Linked DNA regions of Homo sapiens: region 2 is linked to region 1. The links are chromatin contacts, found by Hi-C or POLR2A ChIA-PET in ENCODE. All regions are on one chromosome and are shown on one strand. The core of a region is the stretch at or near the end of the contact, and the rest is flanking DNA. Distances in the headings are between cores, read along the strand shown. Region 1 has its middle 54 kb from the start of MIR6817. Region 2 holds the start of GRK3 (G protein-coupled receptor kinase 3).

Region 1 (6,359 bases), core at 1,946-4,445:
GGTAATATGGAAAGCAGTTGATGTCAAAATGCATTGTTTACTCTTGAGATGAAGGCAGTGACAAAGGTGTGAAAGAGGATAAGAGAACAGGGGCTGGCTTGGGTAGGAGAGGTGGTGATCAGGGAAGACTTCTCTAAGAAAGAGACTCTGAACTGGGCTCAAAAAGTGAAGGCCAAGGGGTGGGGTGAGGCATCTGGGAAGAGAAAGCCAGATTTTTCTGTGGCTCTGTCCCCTCCTGCCATCATCTCACTGCTGGAAACTGGCAACCAAATGATCTGCCTAACACATCCTGATTTCATTTCATAGCCCATATATGCAAACTTTAGATCACATACTCATCACCTATCATCAAGGTTATATGCTAAATCCTCACCTATGGTGCTGGGATGAGCTCAGCTCATTGGAGTCTCTGAATTGCTGTCTGTAGATATTGCAAAATATTCTTTATTTTTTTTCTGTCTTGGTTTCCTGTATTTCTGGCCACCGTCCCCAAGCCCTGATGTATCCCTACATCCGGCTCTTCATTCTGACTCCCTGATATTATCCATCCATCCATCCATCCATCCATCCATCCATCCATCCACCAATCAATATACATATATACATATATACACACACACACATACATACATCCTCTCATCTACCAATCTATCCTCCATCCATCCATCCATCCCCCATCCTTTTATTCATCCATCCATCCATCCTTCCACCCATCCATATACATATATATAATCTACACATACATACATCCTCTCATCTACCAATCTATCCTCCATCCATCCATCCATCCATCCTCCATCCTTTTATTCATCCATTCATCCATCCATCCACCCCTCCATATATGTATATATACATGCATACATCCTCTCATCTACCAATCTATCATCCATCCATCCATCCACCCATCCATATACATATATATACATACATACATCCTCTCATCTGCCAATCTATCTATCCTCCATCCCTTCACCCATCCATATACATATATATTTACATGGATACATACATACACCATCTCATCATTTATCCATCCATCCATCCATCCATCCATCCCGTCCATTCATCCATCCATCCCTCCTTCCATTAATTCATTCATCTATCAATCTACCCATCCACTCACCCATCCTTTCCTTCATTCCACAGATATTTGTTGAACACTCAACAATGTGCTAAATCCTAAGCCAGAATAAAAACAGAATCTTGCAATGCTCTCCTCCAAGCTGGACGAGATGGTCTCCTCACTGTCCATGTCTCCATACCTCTGTTCACTTCACTCAGTACCTGGGTCATCCTACCTACCCCCTCTGCTTATCTCCTGGCCCCACCCCCTAGAAAGGTCTGACCTGAGGCTGTTGAGCTAAACCCACCCGAACATAGTCTCACTGGCTCGCTGAAGGTGAGCCAGGAGGAGGATGAACAGATGTAGTCCATGCGCATCCCATAAGTGTAGCACAGGGAGGTGAGTGTAACAAGAGCCAAATGCTGCAGGAAGAGAAGAGGGTCCAGATTCGGGCTCCATAATCTTTACTTGAAGGAGTCAGAGGAGTGTTTACAGAGGGGAACGACATGAGGGATGGGGCAGGTAGGGCCAGTTGACACTCCCTAAACAGACAGGATGGGGGCAGTCACTCTAGGCCAAAGGAACTGCATGTGTGAAGGCACGTAAGCATGAAGCACTGTCTTCTGGGTTGGTGCATGTGCCCAGAACCAGAGTTTTAAAGGAACAGCTCAGAGATCATTCGATCCAACCTTCCATTTTATAGATGTGGAAACTAAGATTCAGAGGAGAGTAGTCAATTACCCAAGGAGGCACAGCAAATTTTCTCAGAGATACCCTACTCCCTTACCTCCTGCAGAATCACCCTAAACCTTTAAAGTTGATTAAACCTTTAAAGTCCCCAGGTTAGGCCCAGAGGCGCTGACTGTATCAACTCAAGACAAGCCTCCAGGGTAAAAACTATTGTTATGTTCATTCTGTGTAAGAGAAAACTGAAGCAGAGAGGCTAAGGAATTTACACTAGGCTACACAGGAAGTGAGTGGTAGAGCTGGGATTCAAACACAGCGAGAGCCTCCAGAGCCCATCTTCTTTTTTTTTTTTCTTAGCCAACTACTAAAGACATTTAAAGAGCCCATGTTCTTAACCACTGCGATGTGCTACCCATCTCACCAGTTAATTTAATTTTTTTTTTTTTTTTGAGACAGAGTCTCACTCTGTCGCCCATGCTGGAGTGCAGTGGCGTGACCTGGGCTCACTGCAACTTCCGCCTCCCAGGTTCAAGTAATTCTCTTGCCTCAGCATCCCGAATAGTTGGGATTACAGGCACACACCACCATGCCAGGTTAATTTTTTTGTATTTTTAGTAGAGACGGGGTTTCGCCATTTTGGTGGCCTCAAATCCTGACCTCAGGTGATCCGTCTGGCCTCCCAAAGTGCTGGGATTACAAGCATGAGCCACTGCACCCGGCCAACCTTTTTTTTTTTTTTTTTTAAAGAGACAGGTTCTTGCTCTCTCACCCAGGCTGGAGTATGGTGGTGCCATCATAGCTCATTGCAGCCTCCAAATCCTGGGCTTAAGTGATTCTCCTGCCTCAGCCTCCTGAGTAGCTGTGACCACAAGCATGCACCCCCACACCCAGCTAATTTTTGTAATTCTTTTTGTAGAGATGGGATCTGGCTGTGTTGCCCAGGTTAGTCTTAAACTCTTGGTCTCAAGTGATCCTCTTGCTTCAGCCTCCCAAAGTGCTGGATTACAGGTGTAAGCCACCAGGACCAGCCACTTCATTTAGTTTTCAATGTGTATTGTCCCTATTTTTCCAGATGTTACAGAAGCACAGAGAGGTTAAGTAACTTGCCCAGTGCTGCACAGAAACTAAGTGGTGGAGCTGGGATCCGAACCCAAGCTATCTGACTGTATTGACAAACAAAAGATGCATCAAAACCCAAAAGGGCGAGCGAGGTATTATGGCCATTACTGGGGGTAAGTGAGAACTTAAGCTTTCCTCATTCCTCCCACACTACCCAAGAAATCCTCCCTCTAGTCTCAGCATAGCCCTGGGTTACAGAGTACAATTTCATGTACTCTTTCTCAGTCTCCTCCCTATCACTTCATTAATCACCGTTTGAATTCTGCTCTCCTTGAAAGCAGCTGGTCATCTTGGCAATCAAAAATCCTGCCAGCTGGACACAGTTCAAGTTCAATTGCATCTCCCTGACCAGGTAGAACCCATCCGTGTTGAAATACTTGGCTGTTAACAGCCAAGGGGATGAAGCCAACACAGGAAAATGGATTGCTCACAGATTGGTTTTCTCTGCCTCCAGCTCAGGATAATATATGGGCAGTGACGTAAAACAAATGGAGCCTTGGCTGGGTTACTTCACGTCCTTCTTGGGGGCCTCGCTGCTTCTACCATGGGGCCTTGGAGCTGTTACTTCATAACCTGCAGGCCAAAACCTGTAAACTGTGTATTCGCAAATTCCTAAAATATTGCCCAATGGTCTTGAAAAAATTAATGTCCTGTGACATGTTAGCATAATTTTCATGATTGAGGTGTTGAATATAAATTCTGTATATATTTATTTATACAGAAACCAACCCAGACTGGGGCATAATATTTTTAATTTTTCATGTTTCTGGCAAAACAGTGACTGAGTTGCTTTTATTTATTTCACAGAGTTAGAAATTTCTTTTCACTGGAGAGATAAATGGTAAGTTATAAGGGACAAGAGGAGGACAATCTTATAAAATACTCTCTGTACTTGAATAATCTCTGCTTTCATTTCCTTTCTTTTTGTATCTGGTGATAATTTTAAGAGTCCAAGTGTTTGAGATTGGGTCCTAAGACCATCACCCAGGCCCCCTTTTCAGAACTCCTGTAGTATATTCAGTCTGGACCCCTTAAAGTTTAAGACTTAAATAAACAGTTACATTCTATGAGGCAGGGAGGGACGGTGAAAACTCATTCAGCTCAAGTCCTGGAACGTGAGTTTCCACTGAGAGTGGAGAGGATTTTAAAGTAGTTCTGTGGCTGTAAACACTTTTTGGGGTTCCTAGTCTCTTGAGAATTTGCTAGATGGTATATGTACACCCTCTCCAGAAAAGTGGACATACAATATAAAAATGGATCCACAATATACAGTATATAATTTTATGTATATCAATCAGCTATTGCTGTGATTATGCCACATAACAAATCATCCCTGAACTCAATGGGTGACAACAACAAGCATTTATTTTTCTTGCTCATGCATGTATAAATTTTTCAGGTGTTTCTGTTCCAGATTGTGAACTGGCCATGCCTGGCTCTAGGCTTTGGGACAGTTCAACTCTGTTCCACATGTCTGATTCTGGATCCCATGCTGAAGAGGCAGCTGCTGTATAAGGCATGTTCTTTTTGTGATGATGGCAGAAGTTTGAGAGACAAGTCACACTATGCAAACATGGCTCAAGATTCTATCATACAACATCTGCTCACATTCAACTGGCCAAAGTCAGTCAAGGTCAGTGGGGCAGAAAAGAATATACTGCCCGAAAAGGAAGGAAAAAGTGAGTGAACATGTGTTGAACAATACTCCAATTTATTATCGGTAGGTCAAGGAATCTTTGCAGCCTGAGTCTCGTATGGTGATTCTCAAACCTCAGCAAACATAGATATCATCTGGGGAATCTGGTTCAAAATGCAGACCTGAGACTATTCTCCTGCAGAATATCTGAGTCAGTGGATTTGGGTGGGGCCCAGGAATCTGCACTTTAAACAGCCACTCCCTGGGGTTATTCTGATACTGATGGTCCAGGGTCCACACTTTGAGAATCACTGGTTTAATGGTTCTGAGCATGTGCTGAGGGCTCAGAGATGCAAGTTCAAATCCCAGCTCCACCCTAGCTTTGACCTTGGTAAGTAGCTTTGCTTTTCAGAGCCTCAGTTTTCTCCTCTAAAAAACTGAGTTGGCCGGGCGCTGTGGCTCATGCCTGTAATCCCAGCACTTTGGGAGGCTGAGGTGGGCGGATCATCTGAGGTTGTGAGTTTGAGACCAGCCTGACCAACATGGAGAAACCCTGTCTCTACTAAAAATACAAAATTAGCCGGGCATGGTGATGCATGCCTGTAGTCCCAGCTACTAGGGAGGCTGAGGCAGGAGAATCACTTCAACCTGGGAGGCGGAGGTTGCGGTGAGCTGAGATCACGCCATTGCACTCCAGCCTGGGCAACAAGAGCGAAACTCTGTCTCAAAAAAATAAATAAATAAATAAAGTAAAAATAAAAAAGTGAGTTAACAGTAATACCTCTTTTAGGATTTGTATTAGTCAGGGTTCTCCAGAGGGACATAAAGACACACCCAGGAAGAATACTTTGCATCCTTCAATCCAATCAAATTTTGACACTCAATATTAACCATCACAGGGTTGTAGAGAGGATTCAGAAATGGTGCTGGTAAAGCAAACAGCAATAGTGCTTGGGACACATGAAACCAATAAAGGGTCATCTGCCTGAAGCTGCTACCTCAGCATCATGCAATAGCATCATCCTCATCTCCTATTGTCATCATTACCATTGCCGTTGTCTTCATATGACATCATCACTATTAGCACCGTTGTTTTGTTTCTTCTAGCTCCAGTAGTCTATGATTCCACACCACCTCACATTGTTCTTTGACCATAAATCTGATTTCCTCAGACTGCTAGAATTCTTTTCTTGAATCCCCATGGTGGGGAATGTTCTGCTTATGGCGAGGTCCAATGTCCAAGTTTAATTTCACCCACCTCACTGGGCCATGATGTTCTGGATGCTGCGTGGCAAGTCAGAGATGTATTTCCCCCCTTCAGAACCAGGTAGACCGCAGTTTCTGAAGGCTTAAGGATTCAGAGTGGTTTAAGAGCAGTAAACCATGGCCCATCATCATTGCATAAGGAAGCAATGAAAGGTAAGTATGCACCCTGAAGCTCACAGCTCACGCTTTAGTGTTTCCTTGTATCCTTTTCATTTCCTGACTCTCTTATCCTCTTCCTTCTCTATTTCTATATTTCTGTGTGTTTCCCTTGCTGCTTTTTTTCCCTTTCCCTCTACTCGTTTTTCTCTCTCTCTCTTTCTCATTTCCTTTTCTCCCTTCTCTATATCTTTCTTGTTTTTCTGTATGCCCTGCTCTCTTTATACTCTCTGCCCCACCCCCTTCCTCATTCAGTGGAATGTGTGATGCCTGGTACCTAGTGGATGTTTGAGAAATGTATCCATGAAGGAAGGAGTGAATGAAAGAAAAAGCTTCCTGCATCTGAAATCCAGTTTCCTTTCCTTGCACTCCAGCATGTCTCACTGCTGGACTCTTTCTCCTGGTGAATGCAGTATTGATTAGCTGAGTGAA
Region 2 (6,001 bases), core at 162-2,661, 55 kb after region 1:
CATGCATAGCTTTGTCTCCTTAATATATTTTGTGCTTGCCTGTCATTTCAGCTTTCTGCTGGCAGACGAAGCTCCTTCAACTGCCATTCCTACTTCTGACACTCCTCTTGTCCTTTTCAGGACAACTTTATGCCTATTGTGCCTTGGGTCTTGAGAAGCATGTGGTAAAACTGGCCAGTGGTGATGGCAGGCATAGCAGGGAATCAGATTGAGGGGGGCTGTGGCGTGGGAGAGAAAACAAAAGAGGGAAACAGGCTATTTGATGACAGAATCAGGCTGCTTCTGCAATGACATTACATGAAATATCTGAAATTTGACCTTAACTGTATCTGGTGGGTCCCGTTAACCCTGTAAGTTATGGACAGAACGTTCACTCAAATTCTAGCAACGTCTAGGCTCATGGAAATACGTGACCAATTCAGGTGAATGAAAGGGATTTTAAAACATTAATTTCCAGCTTAGGTCTTCCTAAGACTGCCTGCGTGTCCCTTACCACCACTCCAGCCTGAGTGTCACATGGATCCTGAATGCGGACTTGTGTGCACACTGTAGAAAAATAAGCAACTGAAAACCCCAGGCATCGGGGTGGAGTGATGATGAAAGACACCGAGACCGAAGATCAGGAAGCTGGAAATTCCCCCCAGCTTCGGTGTTTGGGCTGTATCTCGCTTTTCCACTTCCCTAAATCACCCTCGTGGTGCGAGTGTGCTCGCAGCAGATGCTCCCTAATTGTCTCTTGTATTGACCGTAAAACCCTAACGACAGGAATACTCTCTCTCCTTCTATTTCTCAACACCATTTCAACACCCAAACTAAAACCTCTCACCTGAGTGTAAGGGAGTGGTGACCTTCTTAAGCGGAGAGCTCTTCCATCAGAGGGCTCCCTAAGGGCATCTCTGTTCCTAGCCGGGGAGCCGTCACCCCACTTTGTTCTGCTTAGCCTAAGACACGCAACTTTTTCCAGCTTTTACTCTTCGCTGAATTCTCACGGTGGGGTTGGGGGGATGTTCAGGCTCAGGAGCGAGGTTGGGGGCCCGGCCCGCTGGGCGCTGTTCACCGGTAGCCCGGACCAGAGCAGGAGTTTCATCATTACCTGCTGGGATAGGTGGGACACATGTATTTCCGGGGCCACCCCAGACCTCCCGGAGGATGCTGATTGACACTGTCCAGTTTGAGAACTACTGTGTCCAGGGAGCAGAGGCCTCCCCATAACCCCTTGGGTTGTGGACGTCTGGCCCAGGGCTTCTCTGGGTGAGCGGGGCGGGCATCAGAGCGCGTGGAACCTGGGGCGGGAGGTCGGGGCAGTGAAGGAGGAGGAGAAGGAGGAGGCGGAGACCGAGGGGGAGGGAGGGGAGGAGGAAGAGGAGGAGGAGTCCCTCGTGGCCACCCCGAGGGGAGGGCGACCGTAGAGACTTGGTCGGGAGGCGCCGGCCCAGCGAGGCCGCTGGGACTGTGCACTGAGGGGCGCTGACCGTTGGACGCGCGCTCCCCGCAGACCCTCGCTGAAGGAGCAGGGGGCGGCGCGCGTGCGCGGGGCGCCGGGCGGCGCGCGAGGGGGCGGAGCGGGGAGGCGTGCTGCGACCCCGGCCGGCTACAGCCTGCGGCGCGCGCAGAGCGCTAGTGGGGCGCGCGGCGCGCGCGCGGGGCGGGGGCGCGCGGAGGGGGGGGCTGCCCCGGGGCGGCCCCCCCAGGTCGGGGCGCGGCGGGCGGCGGCGGCGGGCGCGCGTCCCGTCCAGGTCCGGAGTAACCGCCGCCGCCGCCGCCAAAGCTCGCCAACATGGCGGACCTGGAGGCTGTGCTGGCCGATGTCAGTTACCTGATGGCCATGGAGAAGAGCAAGGCGACCCCGGCCGCCCGCGCCAGCAAGAGGATCGTCCTGCCGGAGCCCAGGTACCAGCTGCCCCGGCCGGCGCCGGCCCCAAGCCGCCGCCCCCTGCGGCCGCCAGCTACCCCCTGCTTCCTGGAGGGTCGGGCGCTGAGCCTCCGCTGCCCCGGGGCGGGTGACACAGCGGAGCGGGCGATGCGGGGCCGGCCTCGTCGTTCCAGTCTCTGAAATGGGGCATCGGAGGGCCGGTGGGGGGCACCCCGGGAGAGAGCGCTCCAAAGTGCCCGGCGCGGCGCCCTGCGCGCAGCGAGCGCCCCAGCCAGGGTCTGGTTATGACTTGGCTGGACCAGCTCCATCCCTGTCGCCCCCTCCCCCCAGCCCTGTCCTGTCCTGCCCTGTCCCATCCCCGTGGTTCTTCCTGTTGCATTGGTGTAGTCCCCGTTGGCTCCTTGCCTGTCACTGCTTTGCGCTCCATCCTGGTCGCTCCTTCTTCCCGGGCTCATTGGTCCCCCTTTCCAACTCCATCCTCTCACCTCCCTCTGGGCCGCTTACCTGGGGACTGCAGGCTTGTTGCTTATTGTCCGAGGTAGTTAAACTGCTGTTTTCAGTACTTGCTCTTCTTGAAGTCTATTAAGTCTAGTCACCTTCTTCGGCTTCTCTTCTATTTTGTCCCCGGGCAGGATTTTGACCCACTCAGTATTCTTTTTGGTGCCAAGTGTGTCACCTGAGCTGCTTTCCTCAACTTGTAGATCTACTGGTGGCACTTTATTAAAAAATTGAAACAGGAGTCACTTAAAAAGACACTTGAATGGGTGATTCCAGACAGGAATTTGTTGTTAAATTATCAAAGGAGGGCCCGATTGAATTGGCGAGGGGCTCGGTGAGGTGCATACCAAGTTGCAATTTTCTCTCAAATGATTTATTATTAAGGTACTAGTAAAATTTTTTCTAGTTCATATCATTAGCACTTCCCCAGAAAAAATAGTTTGTCTGGTTAATAGTGAGTTTTAAATAACGTATCAAGGCTTCAGTGATGGATTTTTTTTTCTCTAGCTCCTTTCCTAATTAACACCATCATGAGTTGTACAGCTAATGTGATTCCTTGATGCTAAATAGCTCTTGGAATTGATGCTCAAAAGAGGCATCTTGTTTATGGTGAATTTGAAACCATGCAATTCTGTAAAATATTGGAATCTAAACCAAAGTTATTGTCCATTTGAAATCATCAGTCCTTCAAGCGTTAGGCGCCCAAGATTGCTTAAATGTTACCTAATGCTAAGTGATCATCATCTGATTTTTTTTACAAGTCATCCATGAGCCCTATGATACAGAAAATACCAGTCCCCTTGTTATTTGTTGTGAAAAGCTAAATTGTGCAAATGAAGACATGCTTGCTAGGTATTTTGAGCTTGCTTTTCCTCCTTAGCCCATGCCTCTTGTTGGTTTTGCAGGATGTGCTACTCTTTGATAGACAATGCCAAGTAGTGAAAATGAGGGAAAAGTGCAAACCTTTCTGCAATGTCGTGAGTTTAACACCCCTATTCCAGAGTGTAGCATATCTGAAGCTAATTGAAAAAAATCAATGCTGCTTAAAATTTCCGGCAAATGGGAAACTTACTTAGAGAACAAGAACGCCTACATCAAACCTAAATTTCACCAAAAAAACTGTACATTTCTAATGTGGTAGAAAAAGGCTTAATTCCTCTTTTGTCTTGCCTTTCCTAGTGTCCCTCCACCACCCAAAGGCAGGGAGTCCTAAATATGTAGTATTTCTATATACAAAATTGATAAATCTCAACTCATGGGCAGTTTTTTTTTTGGGGGGGGCTAGTATATAATATTAATAAAGTTAGGAACTTCTGTTCAGTTTTTTTTTTCTTGGTGTTTGGAACTTAATGTGACTTCTGCTTTTTTAGTGTCCCTCTTAAGAACGTACTTATGCACTTAGGGTGTTCACTTCCTTGTATGAATGCCTTTGTTTTTCAGTGGTATTCTTTGGTAATGCTTTCTTTTAAGGCAGAGTAAGTGACAGCCAGCATTATTTCTCATGACATTTGAAAATTGAGAAATACCAACCAGAGAGTAATTTTAGGAAACAGCCCTTCAGTAATTGTTACTCTGTTGCTCTTTTTAAAATAGACTCTCGAATTGGGCCATTGGAACCTCCTCCTGAGATTCTAATTTGTTTTCTACTTATCTTAGTGGCTTTGGCTTTAGTTTTGTAATGTAGCTATTTACATAGTAACAGTCACTCCTTGTGCTGTGTTAGGATTCTGTTACATTGAGATTATCAGGTATAACATCTTGCAAAATTCTCTCTACCACTGGATGGCAGTTAGTGGCCTACCTATTTGATTTGGAGGTTGGGGGTTGGGGAATTTCTAGATCCTGTAAAAAAGTTAATTGCATGTTAAAATGCCCCAGCCTAATGACTTAAATAGCTGGTATGACTTCACACTATTGGTAAAAGGGATACGGGTCAAATGTTTTCTGATAAGTTTCTATTTCAGCTTCATTATAGAGGAAGCCATGTGATCACCAGTTTTTGGTATTCTTGAAAGAGATGTTCAGATTTGTATTTTTGGTATCTGAATGAGAAGCATACATTTTAATTTGCCTTTGGTCTATCACTAGTGATTTTTTTATTTCCAGCAAATTATTTGCAGTCACTATTCTTTGTGCTTCCTTATTTTAGTTACTTTGCCTTTCCCACAGTTTTAAACAGAAGAGCATCAGAACGAAATATCTAGCTAATTTAAATGAAACACTGGGTTTGCAGCTTCCTGCCTATTACAGGAGAGTCTCAGAAAATGGAACATTCTGCCCAGGGGAGATTTTGCTTCCCTGAGATGGCAAGAGGCAAATATTTTGTTATGTTGACACTTTATTCAGTTAACCAACCAATGAGTGCAAATCCTGGAAAAGCTGACTGTTTGTCCAAATGGTATAGCTGCTTTAGTTTACTGAAATGTTGTTGAGCTAATGTAGCTGATAATGGGGCCTACTGGGAGTAGTAAACTGTGACCCACAGCCTCCCTTGCAGGCCCAGTTAAAACAGGAGCATTTAGATGTGCAGGCCAGTTGTTTTACATCATGTTGGAAAAGAAATACTTTTATTTAAGTAAGGTCTAATTCACAAGCAAAGGCCCACAAAGGGTCATCATCTTAAGCCCTGGAGTGATTCAGACGACTTTTACTGTAGGCTGTATTACTCTGTTACTCTTTTTTTTTTAAAAAAAACAGAATGAAATTCAGATGACTTGAAATCACATATAGTTGAAGGCGGTTGAGTAATGTGAACTTCATCTTTCCCCTGGAGTCTTATTTCTATTTACTGGACATTTCAAATGTTGGATCACCTATTGCAAAGCTTGTCCTTTCAAAGTATTCATACAATATGATAGGAAGGTCTGAAACAACATTTTAAAGATTCTTTATAATTTTCTAGGAGCACTGACAGTCCTTAAAGGACATTTATGATACCGTTTATGACATTAATTCAGTACATAGTTGTAGAGCCATTTCTATGAGCCAGGCACGGGGTACTATGACAAACCCAGCCACAGCCCCTTCCTTCATGGAGCTTATAGACTAGTGTGAAATACAAAGATTTGAGCCAAGAAGGATGTTTGCTTTGAAGTGTATTTGCTTGAAGATTTTATTTAACCACAAACAAATAGCGTTTGGATGACTTTTATTACTCTATATGCATAGAATATAGAATAATAAAGAATGAATATAGAATATAGCATAATGCATAGAACACATGATGTTTGGTGTTTTACAATAATTTGTTAGTGATTACCTTTGAAGAACTATCTAAACATAGTCTCCATGGTGATATGGTAGTTTGCATCTTTCTGTTTGTGTAGCCACCACATGTAATTGATCTTTAAAAATGTCCCAGTTTTCTTCTTTAGTGGACATGGAGTTTATTCGGTAATTGTTTAACTCCAATCAGTAAGTGATTGGTGGATAACTTGAAATACTCCTCTCCGTTTAGGCTGTAGAGTTTTCTGTGTCTTCACTGTCCTGTGCTCATAGCCTAATTTTGAACTGAAAAGTCCACGTTGAAAGCACAAATAGCCTTTAGAAAGAAAGTATTCCTTATTATTGATAGGAGTGTTTCTATGTGTAAGAAACAGTAGTGTTCTTGCTTCTTTTTCATTAAGGTAC

What was found. A loop is a pair of places that touch in the nucleus more often than their neighbours do. ChIA-PET counts read pairs that join two places held with the same protein, here RNA polymerase II (POLR2A). Pooled maps may share reads with other maps.
Region 2: POLR2A ChIA-PET joins it to region 1 with 18 read pairs in MCF 10A. The contact joins the promoter of GRK3 here to the enhancer-like site in region 1. A Hi-C loop is called at or near these places in 6 of 37 single-sample maps with no recorded cell type and 4 of 50 pooled maps. POLR2A ChIA-PET finds 5 or more read pairs at or near these places in 4 of 52 experiments (GM12878, MCF 10A, OCI-LY7 and 1 more).

What each region holds. Positions count from the first base shown.
Region 1 is chr22:25,506,361-25,512,719 of GRCh38, forward strand. No RefSeq gene overlaps it. Among named protein-coding and RNA genes, the nearest start is that of MIR6817, 54 kb to the left of the region's middle. Within about 2 kb of position 3,196, at least 3 of the 41 ENCODE cell types and tissues checked have a DNase peak (open chromatin) inside an H3K27ac peak, as active enhancers do.
Region 2 is chr22:25,563,264-25,569,264 of GRCh38, forward strand. GRK3 (G protein-coupled receptor kinase 3) reads left to right here and starts at 1,412. Exons shown (of 21, transcript NM_005160.4): 1 at 1,412-1,890. The coding sequence starts at 1,778. GRK3-AS1 (GRK3 antisense RNA 1) reads right to left here and starts at 2,153. Exons shown (of 4, transcript NR_183564.1): 1 at 1,817-2,153; 2 at 827-1,096; 3 at 40-218. RefSeq lists silencers at 1,338-1,437, 1,748-1,997 and enhancers at 2,109-2,624, 3,907-4,086.